Linked DNA regions of Homo sapiens: region 1 is linked to region 2. Evidence: read pairs that join two places in POLR2A ChIA-PET (ENCODE). Cell type or tissue: K562. All regions are shown on one strand.

What was found. ChIA-PET counts read pairs that join two places held together with the same protein. Peaks named below come from ENCODE experiments on the same cell type or tissue, not always from the same donor. Only the 100,000 strongest peaks of a DNase experiment are listed, where the experiment ranks them.
Region 1: POLR2A ChIA-PET joins it to region 2 with 5 read pairs; 2 of 35 experiments call an interaction of 5 or more read pairs at or near these places.

What each region holds. Positions count from the first base shown.
Region 1 is chr6:163,924,194-163,929,193 of GRCh38, reverse strand. All of the region lies in intron 4 of LOC105378102 (a long non-coding RNA gene), which reads right to left. Among named protein-coding and RNA genes, the nearest start is that of QKI, 510 kb to the right of the region's middle. In K562, no CTCF peak of the experiment used is centred here; no DNase peak of the experiment used is centred here; H3K27me3 peaks cover 1,189 bases.
Region 2 is chr6:163,621,702-163,626,701 of GRCh38, reverse strand. No RefSeq gene overlaps it. Among named protein-coding and RNA genes, the nearest start is that of QKI, 210 kb to the right of the region's middle. In K562, no CTCF peak of the experiment used is centred here; a DNase peak (open chromatin) is centred at 1,905; H3K27me3 peaks cover 624 bases.

The DNA.
Region 1 (5,000 bases), 300 kb before region 2:
ATGTCATAAGTGGTGCCCCCTGCCATAATGGCAGTGGTTCCTTGCTCGAGACAAGAACACAGCATGACCATGAGGATGCTGTAGGGGGCCCATCAGGACCTCACTGGAACCTTCTAGAGGCCTGCATCAGGAACCCATGCCTTCCAAGCCCACCGCAGCTGTTTGTTAAGCAGTAGCTCGTGGTCATATAGTCAGGATGCTTGGAGAGAACTGAAACCCCTTTGGAAACAGTAGCAGCTCCATACGGCTCTGTAAGAAACTCAGAGACCTGCTCTAGGCTCTCCTGCTAGAGTTCAGGGTCCTCTTGAGATTCAACCTGTGCTCTGGCCAGCAGAGCTAGGGATGAGAGAAAAGGAATTTGCCTTCAAAAAGCGATCTCTCTCTCACTTTCCTTAGTTGTATTTGTGTATTTCTAGTAAATTAGAAAAGCAGTAAAGCCCTTCAGCTTTAGAACCCAATCTGAATGATCACATTCCTAGGGGAGCATTTGGCATCCTGGAAGCATAGGAACCCCTGGCCTTGATTTTGGGCTGCTGTTCAGTCAGAGCAAGGCTTCTTTAGCAATGGAAACCTCCAATTCTGCATTGTGTGTGAGCTGCTTTATACCGATTTTTTTTCACATTTCTTATTGACTTTTTGTCAATTTAATTCTTTACCTACTATTTTTCTCTTATGATACGTCAACGTTTTCTGAATGACTCCTTTTTCTACATTGATTTACTTTTCTGGAAAGACTTCCTGTCTTTTCAACATGCTGCTTACCTATTTTTTTCTTTTATATTTTTTCTTTTATACTTTTCCCTGGTTTACTATAAAACTTTCTTTTCTTTTTATTGGCTTTGTTGGTGTCTGGTTTTAAAGCTTTTCTGGGGCTTTTAAAAGAATAAACTTGAATAGAATTTGGTATTTAATTGTATTCTCATAGCAGGTGGGCGTGTGACAAATGTGGATTTAGGGCCTTTCAGTGGAGGTGGTGGGGAGGAATACCCAAAGTTGGGCCACCCACATTATGTGTTTCATGCAAATAAGTCCTATATGTAGCTTTGTTTCAAACTATCGAGCAAAGCAGCAGGGATTATAAATTGCCCCACAGAAGGTGTCACTTTTCAGGTAGGCATTGATAGATCATTGGCTGGGGAAGAGCTGCCAGATTAAAGAGCAGGGACATGCAGATCACTGGCCTTCATGTGCATAAATGGCCCTAAGGTGTACAGCTGACCTGATGCATATAGCTGACCCCATGCATATAGTTGACCCGATGCATATAGCTGACCCTGATGCATATAGCTGACCCTAATGCATATAGCTGACCTGATGCATATAGCTGACCTGATGCATATAGCCGACCCTGATGCATATAGCTGACGCTGATGCATATAGCTGAGCCTATGCATATAGTTGACCCTGACACGTATAGCTGACCTGATGCATATATAGCTGACCCTGGTACATATAACTGATCCTGATGCATATAGCTCATCCTGATGCATTTAGCCGACCTGATACATATAGCTGATCCCAATGCATATAGCTGACCTGATGCATATAGCTGACCTTAATGCATATACTAACCCTGATGCATATACCTGAACCTGATGCATATAGCTGACTTTGACGCACACAGCCAACCCTGATGCATATATCTGACCTTGATGCATGGAGCTGACCCTGATGCATGGAGCTGACCCTGATGCATGTACCTGACCCTGATGCATACAGCTGACTTTGATGCACAGAGCTGACTGTAACGCATATAACTGTTTTCAATGCACATAACTGGTGCATATAGCTGACCCTGATGCAGATAGCAGACCTTGAGGCATATAGCTGACCATAATGCATATAGCTGGTCCTAATACATATGACTGACCCTAATGTATTCAGCTGATACTAATGCATACAATGGGTCCTAATGCATACAGCTGATCCAAACATATACCCAATTCTAAAAGCAGACAAAGAAGCCAATCACTGCTAAATAAACCACAACACGGAGGAAAGAATCACAGGAAAAAAACCCCAATTCTTACCATCGAAGTGCCACTGTAGAAGATTCTGTACTGCCTTGGTATGCAAACAAATGAATAGTTTTTGAAATTTTTCAAATGGAGGATAAATGAGGCAAGTGGTCACCATCTGGAACTTACCAAGGCTTTTTAAAAACGCTTGCCAAACAGAATCATTGTGAGCAACAGAGCCAGATCCGGCCCCTGGACCAGCCAGCCATCCTCCAGTGCCGCATTTAATATGTTGTGGGAAAAACGCTTCCTTCCCAGCAGAGGCAGCTGCCATCAGCCTAAGTGAGTCAACAATGGTGGAAACTGCCAAGTGGGCAACATCGAAGGCCATGTTTCCTCCCAGCCAACAGTGCTCCACTGAGCCTGGACAAAACCAAGGAGACAAGCCCAAGGGGCCCACTTATTTCCAAAAACATTGCAGCCCCATTCTCAGGAGAACAACCCACCCCTCCTAGCCTAATGGTGAACCCTTCCTGACTCCCCACACTCCCCCTCACAATGCTGTCAGCTCAAGGGGACACGCTGTGATTCCCGTCTCGGTCTGGAACCACATTACAGAGTTGATTTTCTCTTAGGAGACACAACCCCAGCATGTCAAATCTTCATGGCTCATTGTATCAAGTCCTGTTTCCAAAAGTGAAATACCCTAGACTTGCACTTTCCAGAGTTAACAAAAACGGATACATTTGGGCTACAAGGACAACTCATGGAATGTTTCTTAAAAGACATATAATTATGGCAGAACGAAACTATATGGTTACAGAAATTAAGCTTGGCCCTTGAAATTCTAGATAAATTAGGTTTCTGAGAGAATTTCTTACAGGATAAAATAAAGGATTTTCAAATGCAGGATGAAGTGAAACATTATTTCTAGGGAAAAGATTTTTAGTTTTGATATCTTATGTTGGTGTTGTTAGAATCATTTAACTGGTAATGGCCTGTGTCCAAATAAAGCAAATTATGCATTTAATTCAATTTAACGCAGCTAACCATTCTTGAGCACCTACTTGGTTTCGGGTTCTGAGGTAGGCAGTTTAAATCTATTATTGAATCTTTACCACAGACAAATGCAGTAGGCACTGGCCTGATTTTGCACAGAAAAAGACAGAGTCTCAGAGAGGCCTATAATTTGCCCAAAGTCACACAGCCACTCTGCAGACCAGCTGGAGTTGCCCTTGGATCTGCCAGAGCCTGTACTTGTCATGCTTTTCAGCACTGTGGCTCTCGGGCCTTATCCTTCACCCCAAGAGCTCACGGTGGCTATAAAGAAAGGGCAACCCAAAACTATTTAAAGTAAACAAACGAAGTGATTATAAGTTTAATGGTCAAAATCTATATAAAGAACTATAAAAGCACAAATGAGGGCTCAATTCATATACTTTTAAACTGCAATCTAGTCATCACAATTGGAAACACCCCGTCATGTTCCCAGGAAGGGTGTTGCTTTGCTCTCCATTGTTGTGATTGGTTGTCTTAGTCCCTTCAGGCTGGTATAACAAGACAGCACACTCTGGGTAGTTTATAACTACAGAAATTTATTTCTCACCATTCTGGAGGCTGAGAAGTCCAAGTCCAAGGCACCTGCAGTTTGCCTGCTGTTCACGCATAGACAGCTATCTTCTCACTCTAGCAGGAGGGGTGAGGGTCTCTCCTGGGCCTCTTTTCTTTTCTTTTTTTTTTTTTTTGAGATGGAGTCTTGCTCTGTAGCCCAGGCTGGAGTGCAGTGGCATGATATCGGCTCACTGCAATCTCTGCCTGCTGGGTCCCTGCTCAAGCAATTCTCCTGCCTCAGTCTCCCGAGTAGCTGGGATTACAGGCACGTGCCGCCATGCCCAGCTAATTTTTGTATTTTTTTTAGTAGAGACAGGGTTCACCATGTTGGCCAGGATGGTCTTGAACTCCCGACCTCGTGATCCGCCCGCCTCGGCCTCCCAAAGCACCGGGATTACAGGTGTGAGCCACCGTGTCCTGGGCCTCTTTTCTAAGGTGGCTTCACTTCATCCTCACAACCTAAGCGGCTCCCAAAGGCCCCACCTCCTAATACCATCCCCTTGAGGGAAGGATTTCAACATAGGAATTTTGAGGGGACATAAACCGCATTGGTATTTGGTTTTTACTTCGCTGTGTGCTTTGGAAAGGGAAAGGAACATCTCGCCCCATGGGTTGGCTGAGGCCACCTGCAAGGCGTTTTCAGGCAGCCTCAACTCCCTGAGATCCACGCCTCCACGGGGCCATTTGAGGGCTTTAACGCCACATAAATGTACATAATTCACCAGTGGGAGAGAGGCACCGTCATGAAGCATTCATGGACCCTTCACTATAAATGCCATCACATTGGCCAGCTGCACAAGACTCAGAGATGCTGCAGTTCCGTTGGAAAAAAAATAAAACAAAGGCCCAAAGTTTGTTTTGAAATGATGTTGAGCCTCTTACCAAGAAACCATTAATAACATTATTTCTTACTTTTTAAATACCTTACAGGTACAGCTCCCAAAGCAGTCAATTGTCTGGCAATAAAGCGTGATGGGGCGTGTAACAATTATGTAACAGCTGCAGAAACCTCATGGATATAATTGAGTACCTTCTACCACCCTAGGATATAATAAAAGTAAGATTTAAGTACATATCAATAAAGCCGACAGAGCAACACCAGAGCAGGCCTTCTTCAGCGTAACGCCACTGATCAGCCTCTAAAGGAAACGAGGAGATATAGAAAAGAGTGGAGAGGAGGAGTAATGGGAGGAGGAAGAAGTAGAGAAGGAAGAGGAAGAGGAAGAAACAGAGAGGAAAGGGGAAAAGAGGAGGGGAAGGAGAAAAAGATAAAGAAGACTCGTTTGCTCTCCTGCAGGCATGATGCAACAGCAAACACCAGCCAGCCTCCTCTGGACTGAATTCAGGCCGGGAATGTGGGGGTTTCCTGGGCCTGCAGCCCGCCGGGCACGTTCGACCCACATTCTGCTGTGTGTGTGCGCCGTGCGACAC
Region 2 (5,000 bases):
ATAGGTCACTCAGCACTACAACATTACAAATAGGACAGGGCCAAGGCTTTCTTGCAGGCGCCCATTGAGAAGAGCAGAGCTGCCCAGGCCCTGTCTTCCAGGCGCTGGTGCCGCTGTGAGCTGGCCTGGTGAGCTTTGGTGTTCTCTTGCTGAACAATTTCACAAGATGTCACATCACACATTTACCGACAAGGCCATTTTGTGACAGTATGGATCAAGACACGAACAAGATTATTCCTGATATGGTTTGGCTCTGTGTCCCCACCCAAATCTCATGTTGCACTGTGATCCCCGGTGTTGGAGGTGGGGCCTGGTGGGAGCTGACTGGACCATGGGGGTGGTTTCTAATGGTTAAGCACCATCAGCACAAGCAAAACACAGACATTGTCTGGGCCACAAAATAGCCAGCATTCCTGTGTCCAGGCTAATATGGGTGACGCCCAATTCTCTACATAATGATAGCCTTAGCCTGGTCTGGTCTTCCCTCCTGCAGAGATTTATTAAGATGCTCAGTCATGCAATCACCCCCACTTCCTGCAGCATCCTGCCCAGAGCAAAGCTCTGCCTTCTCAAGCCCCCTAGAATAACCCAGCCAAAGCCCAGGTCCCATCAGTCCTCTCTCACTCCCACTTACTGCAGTGCCTATGTTCCCACTGGTGTGTGTTCTCCCTCAAGAAAAAACCCAACTTGTCAACCGTGCTCCTGGTCGTCTTTGACTGGAGGGATTGACACCATGAAATATCAGTCATTAGATCTAATTGACAGTTGAGGAAGTCCAAGTTCTTTAAATAAAACTGGTAACTATGTAAATGTAAGGCTTCTGTTTTGATAGGCTATGTCATTCCCTGGGTCCCACCATCTCCTCACAGCCAAAGAAGGTAGCAGGAAAAAACAGGAATGAAAATTGTTTTCACCCTTAAGACTAAAGCGTGCTCTAAATTGTTTTGACCCTTAAGACTAAAGGAAAATGGGAAAGACATATGAAGAGACAGTTCCTTAGAAAGAGACGCAAGTGACACAGAAGAGAAGCTGCTCAACTTTGCTAAAAATAAGAGGACCACTGGTTGAAACTATACTGAGGTGCCATTTCTCATCAATTACATTAGCAGAAATCTCACAGCTTGACAACACACTGCAGACAAAGCTGGAGGGAGAGGCACTCATCCACTGCTGGTGGGAACGCAAAGGATAACACAGCCCCTGTAGAGGGGGTTCAGCAGGAGTTGACAGAATGACATCTGCATCACCTCTTTGATCCATCGGTCCCATATCTAGGAGCCTGTACCACAGGCACACTGGCAAAAACACAAAAGGACACCTTCACGAGGCCACTTACTTGGTACTGTCCATGATTATGAAGACTGTTAACTGAAATGTCCATTGATAGGGAGTCAAATATATTAAACCCTGATACAACAGAATACTATGTAGTTGTGAAAGGAAAAGCAAATTCTCTCTATGGCTATGCAGTGATCTACAAGATAGATTAAGTGAAAAATGAAGATGGAGGACAGTATTACCAGGATGTTACCATTTATGGAAAAAAAAAAAAAAAAAGGAAGACTGGGCGCACTGGCTCACGTCTGTAATCCCAACAGTTTGGGAGGCCAAGGCAGGCAGATCACCTTAGCTCAGGAGTTCGAGACCAGTTTGGGCAACATGGTGAAACCCTGTCTCTACTAAAAATACAAAAAAAATGAGCTGGGTGTGGTGGCACATGTCTGTAATCCCAGCTACTTAAGGGGCTGAGGCACGAGAATTGCTTGAACCTGGGAGGTGGAGGTTACAGTGAGCTGAGATCATACTACTGCGCTCCAGCCCGAGTGACAGAGCGAGACTCTGTCTCAAAAAAACAAAAAGGCGGGGGGGGGCGGTGAGGGGCGGGGAGTGAGGTAGGAATCCAGGAGACATGGGGGAGGAGTGAGGACAGGAGTTGGACCTCACTGAAGACACCTCTCCAAAGAGTGCTGGCTTTGAATCCATATCATGTTTTTCAAATTTTAAAGAGCAAAATTAAATTTTTTAAAAAGTGATCTTTCATAACACTGAAATCAAAAGAATATCCAACTGGTGTCATATCCACACAGAGAATAATTCTTATAATAACCTTAAAACACAATATTCTGATGGTATGTCCCTAATGGGATATATCCTAAAGCCAAAACACTTCAAAGCCATCCCAAAGTGCTGTCTCTATTTTTCACTAGTTGCAGTGTTAATATTGTCATTTTGAAACTCCATATATTAGGGATGAAAAAATAATAATTATATCAATGACAATAGGATAAATGTGTTCAGCGCAAGAAAAAAGACAAATAGTTATATTTCAATTATGTTACTTAATATCTGTGCTTATCCACAATTATTTCCATAGAAATATTTCTAAGAAGTGGCTGGGTGCGGTGGCTTGCCCTTGTAATCCCAGGACTTTGGGAGGCCGAGGTGGGCAGATCATGAGGTCAGGAGTTTAAGACCAGCCTGGCCAACACAGTGAAACCCCATCTCTACTAAAAAAATACAAAAATTAGCTGGGCGTGGTGGTGGGTGCCTGTAATCCTAGCTACTCGGGAGGCTGAGGCAGGAGAATCACTTGAACCCAGGAGGCAGACGTTGCAGTGAACCAAGATTGTGCCATTGCACTCCAGCCTGGGCAACAGAGCTAGACTCCGTTTCAAAATAAAAATTTATATATATATATATTTCTAATAGGTAAAATTGCTAGACCCAACAATATTTACATTTTTGTAAACATTGACAAAGTAGCCTACAGGAAGTTTATGATAAACATAAACACCAATACTGGTACATAAAAGTGTTCACTTCCTACAACTTCTTCCACACTGGGGACTGTGATCTTCCTCTACCGGTTGCCCACAAAATAGTTAAAAAATAGGAATACATGGCTACTTTCGTTGTTTTTTGTTTGTTTGTTTTTGTTTTTGTTTCTTTTTTTGAGATAGAGTCTCGCTCTGTCATCCAGGATGGAGTGCAGTGGTGTGATCTCGGCTCAGTGCAACCTCGGCCTCCCAGGTTCAAGCAATTCTCATGCCTCAGCCTCCTGAGTAGCTGGAATTACAGGCATGTGCCACCACACCCAGCTAATTTTTGTATTTTAGTAGAGACGGGGTTTCACCATGTTGGCCAGGTTGGTCCCGAACTCCTGGCCTCAGGTGATCTGCCCACCTCAGTCTCCCAAAGTGCTGGGATTACAGGTGTGAGCCACCACGCCCAGCCAGCTACTTTCATTTTGTGTCTTAGCTTGCTAGTGAAGCAGAGGGTTTTCCCTGAGCCTTTGGCCAGCTCAACACCTTGTGTGTGTGAATTGTCTGCTCAAACCTCTCACCACTGTCTCCTGTGCCTTCCGATTTTTGGATTTATTTTACCAATCTCATCCTGTGTTTTGGCCTTTATTGTAAGTTGCCCTAAATGCTTTTTTTTTTCTGCTTCTTTTTTTTTTTTTTGAGACGGAGTCTCGCTCTGTCACCCAGGCTGGAGTGCAGTGGCGTGATGTCGGCTCACTGCGAGCTCCGCCTCCCGGGTTCACGCCATTCTCCTGCCTCAGCCTCCCGAGTAGCTGGGACTACAGGCGCCTGCCACGATGCCCGGCTAATTTTTTGTATTTTTAGTAGAGACGGGGTTTCACTGTGTTAGCCAGGATGGTCTCAATCTCCTGACCTCATGATCTGCCCGCCTCGGCCTCCCGAACTGCTGGGATTACAAGCGTAAGCCACCGCGCCCGGCCAAGTTGCCCTAAATGCTTTTAAGAAACAGGCATTTTCTTAGATGGACAATAAATAAATAAGAAAAAATACTGAGTTAAATTAAAAAAAAAAAACCCTCCTGTGGGGAAGGGACTTTGAACACACAAAGATGACCCTATTGGGGTCATGCCCTCCAAGAAGTTTATGGTTCAGAAGGCGTGATAAGGCATGAGTATACAAACAACATCACAAGAAGTAAGAAAGGTCACAAGGAAGAGATCATGACAGGCTGAATGAATTCAGAGAAGGCAGAGGCCTCTGTTCACAGGGAGGGTAGAGTATGGGCTTAGAGGAAAAGGTGGCTGTTCACCTGCACTACGGAGTTCAGTAATATTCTGGTATGTGGATGCTGAGAAAAAGCACGTCACGTAGCACGTACACATGAATAAAAAATGAGGCTCCAACCATGGGTACAACTGAACAAGAGAAAACATTTCCACTGGCTGTGGTAAAAATGGGGAAATTATGGAAATTAAGGCTGCAGTTTCCCATTGAACTCAGACTATGTAGACCCATGAAGGGCAGGCTATGGAATTTGGAATCCATTGTGTATAAGTAACTGGTAAGGCTTTAACTGATTTTTTTCCTTTGGAGTGGAAGTGCTTTAACAAAAATTGTGCTTTGGGGCTGGGCGTGGTGGCTCACGCCTGTAATCCCAGCACTTTGGGAGTCTGAGGAGGGCAGATCACCTGAGGTTGAGAGTTCAAGACCAGCCTGGCCAACGTGGTGAAACCCCGTCTCTACTAAAAATACAAAATTAGCCAGGCATGGTGGCGCGCGCCTATAATCCCAGCTACTCAGGAGGCTAAGGCAACAGAATCACTCGAACCCGGGAGGTAGAGGTTGCAGTGAGCCAAGATCGTGCCACTGCACTCCAGCCTGGGCAACAGAGTGAGACTCTGTCTCAAAAAAAAAAAAAAAAAAAAAGTGCTTTTGAAGGACAAAGCTAGAGTGTGTAAGGGTTGAAGGAGGAGCACTTGGAGAAGGTCCACCCTGATGAGAAACTGCTGCCAAAGCCAGGTCAGAGGCAGTGAGGACCAGAAAAGGGACCAGTATGGGGAATGGAGGCAAAGGAGAAGGCACAAGAGATTCAATCCACAGCAAAGACAGGGCCAGCCCATGTGCAGAAGAGACGGTCAACGCTTTGATTCATGGTCTACATGGAAGGGTTAGCCTGGTGGAGAAGAAAGAACTCATCTCTTTCTGAGGTGTGAAGGAGGCATCGAAAGTGCATGAGGA